Linked DNA regions of Mus musculus: regions 2 and 3 are each linked to region 1. The links are chromatin loops, found by intact Hi-C in ENCODE. Cell type or tissue: heart. All regions are shown on one strand.

Region 1 (2,500 bases):
GACGGGTACGCCGCGCCCACCCACCAGCCCACACCGGCCTCCTGCACGTCCACCTCCCAGTAGTGGCGTCCGGCTGCGAAGCCGTCGCGGCCCAGCACCTGCCGCAGCGCGTCGAACCGCGGCGCGGGACGCGGCCCCAGGCGACCCAGCAGCGAGCAGCGGACTGTCAGACCGTCCGGCGACAGGCGCAGGCGCGCGTGCATCGTGTCCGGGTCCAGCGTTGGCGTACGGGCGTCTGCAGAGGGGGCGGGGAGGACAGCTGTCAGAAAGCCTGGGCGGAGCCACGTGGGGCCCGCCCACCTCGGCCTGAGCGTGCGTCCGCGGAGAGGGGCGGGGAAAGGCAGTCTGATAGGCGGGGGCAAAGAAGCCCCGCCCCGCCCCGCCCCGCCCCGCCCCGCCCCGCCCCGCTCCCTTTCCAAGCTCTGGTTCCTACCGGAGCCAAAAAGTTCGGTGGGAATCAAAAAGCTGTTGGGCAGGGTGAGAGGGAAACTGAGGTTTTTTACACGCTCTATGCGGCTTGACTTTGGATCGTGGAAATTATTGCTAATAAAAAGAAAAGAAAAGAAAAGAAAAGAAAAGAAAAGAAAAGAAAAGAAAAGAAAAGAAAAGAAAAGAAAAGAAAAGAAAAAAGAAAAGCAATCTTACTGCCGAGGAAGGAGGAGCACATTTTTAATCCCACCAGTCAGGAGACAGAGGCAGAGGTTCTGCGAGTTGGAGGCCGGCCTAGTGAGGTCTACATAGTAGCACGTTGCAAGACAGGCAGAGATACATAAAGAGACCCAGTCAAAAAAAGAGAAAGAAAAATGGAAACTCTTAAACCATTAGGACTCGGTTGCATGTCCTCTGACCTTTTAATCCCTTAATTTTGAGGCTTATATTTGGTCCTAATTTTGGTATCATGCTATGCATGCTCTTAGGCAACCTACTTTTAAAAACTTAATGGCATATTCGTGACACACGCTTGAATCATATCAAACATATTTCAGTGGTGATACTAGTTTGTGTGTGTGTTTATTTTATGGGCGTTGAGTCGCGCTTTACGTGCAGCTCAGTGTAATGTGCAGTGCCAGCAGGGGCCAGAAGAAGGCGCCAGATTCCCTGCAACTGGAGTTACAGAGGGTTGTGAGCAAAAGTTCTTAAACCACAGGGCTTGCTTTCCAGTCTCTGAAGTTAGAAGATTTTCTATGCTAAACACTTAGAAACGGAGACAGTTGTCATCCTTTCGTGTAGTAAATGCGGGAACACAAAGAAGGCGTCTAGAACTTTCAGTTTCTTGGTGGGAAGGAGATGAAGGAACGTTTACTTCCCCTTTGTTCAGTGTGCTTCTCTTTAAAAGCATTTTATTTTTCAAATGTTTCTTTTTTTAAAAAATGTGTGCTTAATGATACCACTTTGAGAAATTACTCCTGGGGGCTGGAGAGATGGCTCAGTGGTTAAGAGCACCGACTGTTCTTCCAGAGGTCCCGAGTTCAATTCCCAGCAACCACATGGTGGCTCACAACCATCTGTCATGGAATCTGATGCCCTCTTCTGGGTTGTCTGAAGACAGCTACAGTGTACTCATATAAATAATAAATAAATAAAACTTGAGAGAGAGAGAGAGAGAGAGAGAGAGAGAGAGAGAGAGAGAGAGAGAAAGTTACTCCTGAAGATATGCAGCAAATAAGGCATATTTATCCCCTCATTTGTTCAATGCACTAATGTAACAAATGGAACAGTATTGGTGGTTTCAAGCTGGGCCCTGCTGATGTAAGTTTGAAGCTCACTTGGGCTACAGAGGAAAACCATGTCTTAAAACAACAAGAAAAACAAAACAAAACAAAACAAAACCCCAGCAACTTTTAATAGAGTTGCTGTGAGCTTTGGGGGTAACTTGTAAAAGCTGTGTGTCTTGAGAAAAATAAGTGTTCCTGTGATGTGTTAGCTGGCGGCTTTTAAAATAGCAATATTGAAATGGGGTGTTGTTGTTATACTATTACATAAAGTTACAAAAGATTATAACTTGGTGCTACTTTAAAATACCTTGACAGTTTTATTTTGTTTCATTTTTGTTTTGGTTTTCGTTTTTTTGTTTTGTTTTGTTTTGTTTTGTTTTATAGATAGGGTTCTTCTGTGTAGCCCCACCTGTCCAAAAACTCACTGTGTAGACCAAACTGGCCTTGAATTTAGAGATTAGCCTACCTCTGCCTTCTGAGTACTGGGATTAAAGGTTTGTGCCATCACCAACCACTAAACATATTTTTGGTTTTTTGAGACAGGGTTTCTCCATGTAACAGAGCTCTGTGACCTGGAACTTGCTTTGTAGACCAATCTGACTTAGAACTCTCAGAGATCCGCCTGCCTCTGCCTCCTGAGTGCAGGGATTAAAGGCGTGCACCACCACTACCTGGTGACACTATTTTTAAAAGTCTGAAAGAGAAATCTGTGGAAACACTGACCGCAGTTAACTTTGGGTAAAATAGCTTTTTTCTTTTGGTTTTTTAATTTATGATTTTCTTCA
Region 2 (2,500 bases), 94 kb after region 1:
TTATGAACAAGTCCCTGGAGCATTCGCAGAAGAGCAGGCTCTGAGACAGAAGGGCCACATGCTAGCTAAGGGACACTATCAGGATTGCAGCCACAGTGGGACCAGATTCCCCAGTTTCGCTAGTGAGAGTCCCCATCTCGAGAAGAATGCAACATAAGACCTTCATCAAAAGGCATCTTATAGAACTTCCCAGCCCTACACCAGAGGTCTTTAAAGATCCTGGAGTCACTGCACCCCTAGATACATGCTCAGTCCCCCAACCCCCGGAGACACTGTTTTCCTGGCAAGTGGACTGAGGACCGAGTGTGGTAGTACCAACCCTGTCCCACCAGGCTGGTACGCAGAACTGGGCTCCGGCAGCTGGCCAGGGCGCGGACCAGGACGTCCTTCTCCATTGCCCGAATGCAGGTGGGTGTTTGCTCGGCTCGGGTCCAGGCAGGTCTGAGGCTGAGATCTGGCCATTGCCAGCGCGGGGCTCCTCCTCCAGCTCCAGGCGATGAGCCTGGTCTGGGTAGCAGACTGCTCGCCCCACCCGCGCGCCCAGGTCGCCTCGGCAGGGACTCAGGGATGCTTCCTCCTCCACCGTTTCCCGGGACTGGAAGCTGAGGCCCCCGCGGGTAACCCAGCCAGGACAGGAACAATCACGACTCGGGTCCACGGGGCACCTGGGCCACACCGGGGCCTGTCGAGACTGGCTGCCGCGCCCAGGGCGGGCCGCTCACCGCCGCAAGAGGCGCGGGCGGTAAGGACTGGCCCCTAACCTCTGGAGCGCGAACCTGGGGGTCGCTGCTCCTAGTCACCCACTGAGGGAGCGGCCGCACCAGTATCCCGATGGGGAAACTGAGGACTGGAGCGGGGCAGAGCTTTGTGTGAGATCGTGCGGGGGTCTGGAGGATAGGTCTCCGCGACGCCGGGGACAGCATCCCTCCCGCCACAGAGCCGCAGCCCGGGCGCAGCGAGCGTCCCGCCCGGCCCGGTCCCACCCTACCTTGTTGGCTGCCGCGCAGGTGGCGGCGGCGGCGGCTCCGGCTCCCGCTCCGCGCTTCGCGCCGCCCGCCGAGTCCCCGCGCCCAGTGCCGCCGCCTCCCCGCGCAGCCCGGCGGGCGGGACCGGGCCGGGCGGGGTCGGGGCGGGGCGGGACGGAGAGGCCCCGCCTGTGCGCCGCCCGTCGCCCGCAGCTCGGTTCCCGTCCCGCGTGCACACACTCTCGCCTCCGACACGCTCTCGCCGCAGGCTTTGGGTGGGACTCGGGTCCCGAACCTCAGTTTCCCCTTGCTGAGATGGAGACTGTCATCGCGCCTGCCTCCCAGATGGCTCGAAGCTGGATCCCGCAGCGAGCGCCGGGACCGCAGCTCTGCAGGCGGCGGGAGAACTGGAGAGCGGAGGGCGGCTGCGCATCCGGGAGATCCTTCCCACTGCTGCCATTAGGGGGCGCTGCGTCCAAGCCGCTCCCTCTTTCAGCCGGGTGCTCACTGAATATGGAAGATAGGACGTCATATCTTTCATAATAACCACGCCACACCACCTGTCTTGGAAAGTGTTCTTCGTGTCTTGTAGTGATGTGTTTGGTGGGGGGCGGGGGGGAGGAGGGAGACTAGCACTGTACCTGGCACAAAGTAGGTATTGTATATATTGTTAACTAAGAACACAATTTATTACATTTGATCTACCAACGCCTTCAATGTAGTCATAATACTCCCATTTCATAGACAAGAAGTTGAGACTTTAGCTGAGTTCTTGGTAGGCTCTATAACAAATTTAATGTGTGTGTGTGTATGATTTGTGATGGTGGGATTGAACATTAGGACCGTGCATATGCTTGCCAGGCAAGTATTCTACCTTTGAGCTACACTGTGAGACCTCTCCTCTTTTTCTGAAACAAGAGTTCACTAAATTGCTTAGGTTGGCTTTGAACTAGCCATCTTCCTCCCTCAGCCTCTAGGAGCTGGGATTGTAGGACTACACCACCACACTCAGCTCTGGTGAGTCCTTGATCACTTTAGAACAGCAGTCGCTAAAGCCTTCCTCTAGTTCCTGCTGAACCACAGGGCCCTGGGCCGGTTTTCTTCCTAGAGCTGTGGGTTTCCCACGTCTGAATTCCCCCTGCATCCCGCTTGGAGCTGCACTGGCAGAAGCACACAGCGCACAACCGCAGCAGTTGGACCTTTGCCCTCAAGGGTCCATGGTAATCTAAAACATTTTTGTCACTTTTTAACGAGTGTGTGTGTGTGTGTGTGTGTGTGTGTGTGTGTGTGCAAACTTTCAGAAGTTAGTTCTTTCCTTTCATCTTATTTCTGCAATGCTACATATTCCTGGCTGACTGTCCCTGAGCTATCGGGCAATATATCAGATGCCTCCCATCTCCAAGTAGGAGGGCTGCATTCAGCTTTTTACATGGTTCCTGGGGACAGGTCTCAGGCTGCCTGGCTCCTGAGACAGCACTATCACCCTCTTAGGCATTTTACCAGCCCATTTATTAATTTTTTTAAGGAGGGTCCCA
Region 3 (2,500 bases), 100 kb after region 1:
GCTCTTAACCTCTGAGCCATCTCTCCAGCCCTGATTATTATTACTCTTATTAATTATTTTGAGACAGTCTGGCCTAGAACTTGCAATCCTCTGGCCGCAGTCTGCGGGTGTTGGCATTGCAGGCGTGCACCACCCCAGCCTGCACTGCAGAGCCTTGCAGAGCCTTGCAGAGCCAAGTGTTTGTTTATGTGTCTTGGGGTTCTTCATGGTTTGCGTTCATGGCCTCCATTTCCTTTTGAGGTTCATGGCTTAGAACAGGACTGTTTCCCCCCAAACAAGGAACGTGCGCCCTTCCTCCTCAGCCGATTGCTCGCATCGGGAACGACCCGCTCCTCGCCCTGTCTGGCTCTGCCTTCCATGGGTATTTACACAAACCCTCCTGACTCTGAGCTGAGTGCAAAAAGAGAAAAACAGCCACAGGTCTCCTGGGACATTGGAGGCTCTTGGAGCAGGGGGAGGGGACCCATAGAGGTCACCAGGTTCAAGAACAGAAAATGTCCTGTGTGACAACTACCACTCCGTCCGTGACCAGGGGAGACACATGTAATCAACCATGGAACTTTTGGCTGTTGAGCCTGAACACTACCCTAGACATTCCTTCAAACGGGTCTCTGGTAGGTTCTTCTTATGGGTTACCTCTGGTCCAGGCAAACATCTTACTGCACAGATGGGGAGAGCGGAACTCAGAAGGCAAAAGTGGCCATCACTTAAGATCATCTCGGCAGAGGGGACCAATCCCGGATGCCCAAGTCCAGCCTGCTGCTGTCTGTCCTAACCCACCCTTTTCCCACAAAGCTCAGGATGTCCTCAGATCAGGAACTCCAGGCTGTATTGTCTTAGACTTCTGCATACAGATGGCCAGTTATTGGAGGGTGGTTCCTGCCAGGACTCACCACTGCTGAGGGGGGGGGGGGGAGTACAATGGGACACCACCTGAACAGGCCTGCAAAGGCATGTGCAGAGGGCGGCAAGAATGACATTTAGTGCACTCACATTATTCTCATGGGGAAATGGACTTCAAATGCTTGCTCTGAGCTGGCAACACACATCTCTGCATTATCTGTAACCCTAGGAACAAGCTGCCTTAGGTGAACTGTTTATTCGGCCACAGTGCATGCAGTTCTAAGATTGACCACTAGATGGCGACACAGACAGCCATAAGGGACTTGAAGCTGCAAAAAACATTACCTCTCTTGAGATCAAGGCAGGCTCTAGTGTACATAGCTTTCTATTTAAAGCAATAACATAAATATTTGCGTGGATACCAATTATGTGTGCTTGCATATCAATTTAAGCAAAGGTTTCCTCAAGAGATACACTGAAAGGCACCTGCCCCCTTTTGCTTCAAGTGTCCTCCTGTGGCCACCTTCTTGTTGGTCTTACTTCCCTCTATACCAGGGCATTCTGTTCCTGAGGCTCCTACCATGACAGCTTTCCCTGTCCTTTAGCCATTAGCCAACCTCTGGAGTTCAGATCCCCTGTGTGGCTAAGGCCTCCGGCCTCTGTAAAGGACACTGGATTAGAAAAGCTTTGGGGGTAGCCCAGCTCCCACTTAGAGGGTGGGTTGTAGGAAGGACTGGGCATGGGCCAATCCAGGGCCAGAGGCTGCTGGGCTGCCACGCACAGTGAAATTCTGGACAGCTTCTATAAGCTCAGGTCTCAGCTGGAAGATGGGGCCCCCACCTCCACCTGCAGGGTCAGAGCTTAAAACTCACCACTCACCTAATCCCGGAGCTTCTGGTCCTCATAGCTTCTGTTTCCATTTTATTTTATTTTATTTTTGAAAGTTCTGGGGGTTAAACTCAGGGCCTTGCATCCTACCATTGAGTCACGGCCTTGGGTTCCTCTCCTTTCCTTTCCTTTCCTTTCCTTTCCTTTCCTTTCCTTTCCTTTCCTCTCCTCTCCTCTCCTCTCCCTCCCCTTTTCTTTTTCTTTTTTGAGACAAGGTAGTCCCTACATCATGCAAGCTGTCCTTGAACTCAACTCTAGTCCAGGCAGAAAGGCCGTGAACTTGTGATTCTCCTGCTCCGGCTTCTTGTGGTGCTAAGATTTTTGGTCTCTGTCACCAGCCTATCTTTACGCCACCTACTCCTGATTTTTGGTCAAGAACTCACTAGCACTCACTGCTTTATTTGCTCTCATGTGTATCTACGTGTTCTTACGTGGGGTTATGTGCACCACGTTTATATACGTGTCCATGAAGGCCAGAAGACCGCATCAGATCCCCTAGAGCTGGAGTTATGGGTGGTTTCAGGCCACCGTATGGCTGCTGGGAACCTGAGCCTTGTCCTCCGACATAGTTTAACTGCTGCCAGACTATGCTGGCTAGAGTTTTGTCAACTGGACATAGCTAGAGTCATTTGGGAAAAAGGAATTTCAAATGAGAAAACACCTACAGGCCAGCTGGGGAAGGCATTTTCTTCGTTAGCATTTGCTGTGGGAGGGCTTGGCCTACTGTGGGTGGGGCCACCTCTGGGCAGGTGGTCCTGGGTGCTGTAAG

What was found. Hi-C counts contacts between places; a loop is a spot of excess contacts. Peaks named below come from ENCODE experiments on the same cell type or tissue, not always from the same donor. Only the 100,000 strongest peaks of a DNase experiment are listed, where the experiment ranks them.
Region 2: it touches region 1 in a loop (2.4-fold over the local background); 8 of 42 quality-filtered maps call a loop at or near these places.
Region 3: a loop joins it to region 1, with 5 times the contacts of the local background. A loop is called at or near these places in 8 of 42 quality-filtered maps.

The regions. Positions count from the first base shown.
Region 1 is chr4:46,507,193-46,509,692 of GRCm38, forward strand. It overlaps Trim14 (tripartite motif-containing 14), which reads right to left. Exons shown (of 6, transcript NM_029077.4): 6 at 1-235. Among named protein-coding and RNA genes, the nearest start is that of Gm22247, 13 kb to the left of the region's middle. In heart, a CTCF peak has its summit at 1,073 (motif pointing right); DNase peaks (open chromatin) are centred at 239 and 1,079; H3K4me3 peaks cover 1,166 bases; H3K27ac peaks cover 663 bases.
Region 2 is chr4:46,600,829-46,603,328 of GRCm38, forward strand. Coro2a (coronin, actin binding protein 2A) reads right to left here and starts at 1,101. Exons shown (of 12, transcript NM_001164804.1): 1 at 989-1,101. In heart, a CTCF peak has its summit at 1,418 (motif pointing right); DNase peaks (open chromatin) are centred at 603 and 1,243; H3K4me3 peaks cover 1,485 bases; H3K27ac peaks cover 905 bases; H3K27me3 peaks cover 2,500 bases.
Region 3 is chr4:46,610,279-46,612,778 of GRCm38, forward strand. All of the region lies in intron 9 of Tbc1d2 (TBC1 domain family, member 2), which reads right to left. Among named protein-coding and RNA genes, the nearest start is that of Gm31850, 4.7 kb to the left of the region's middle. In heart, a CTCF peak has its summit at 1,131 (motif pointing right); a DNase peak (open chromatin) is centred at 1,103; H3K27me3 peaks cover 1,014 bases.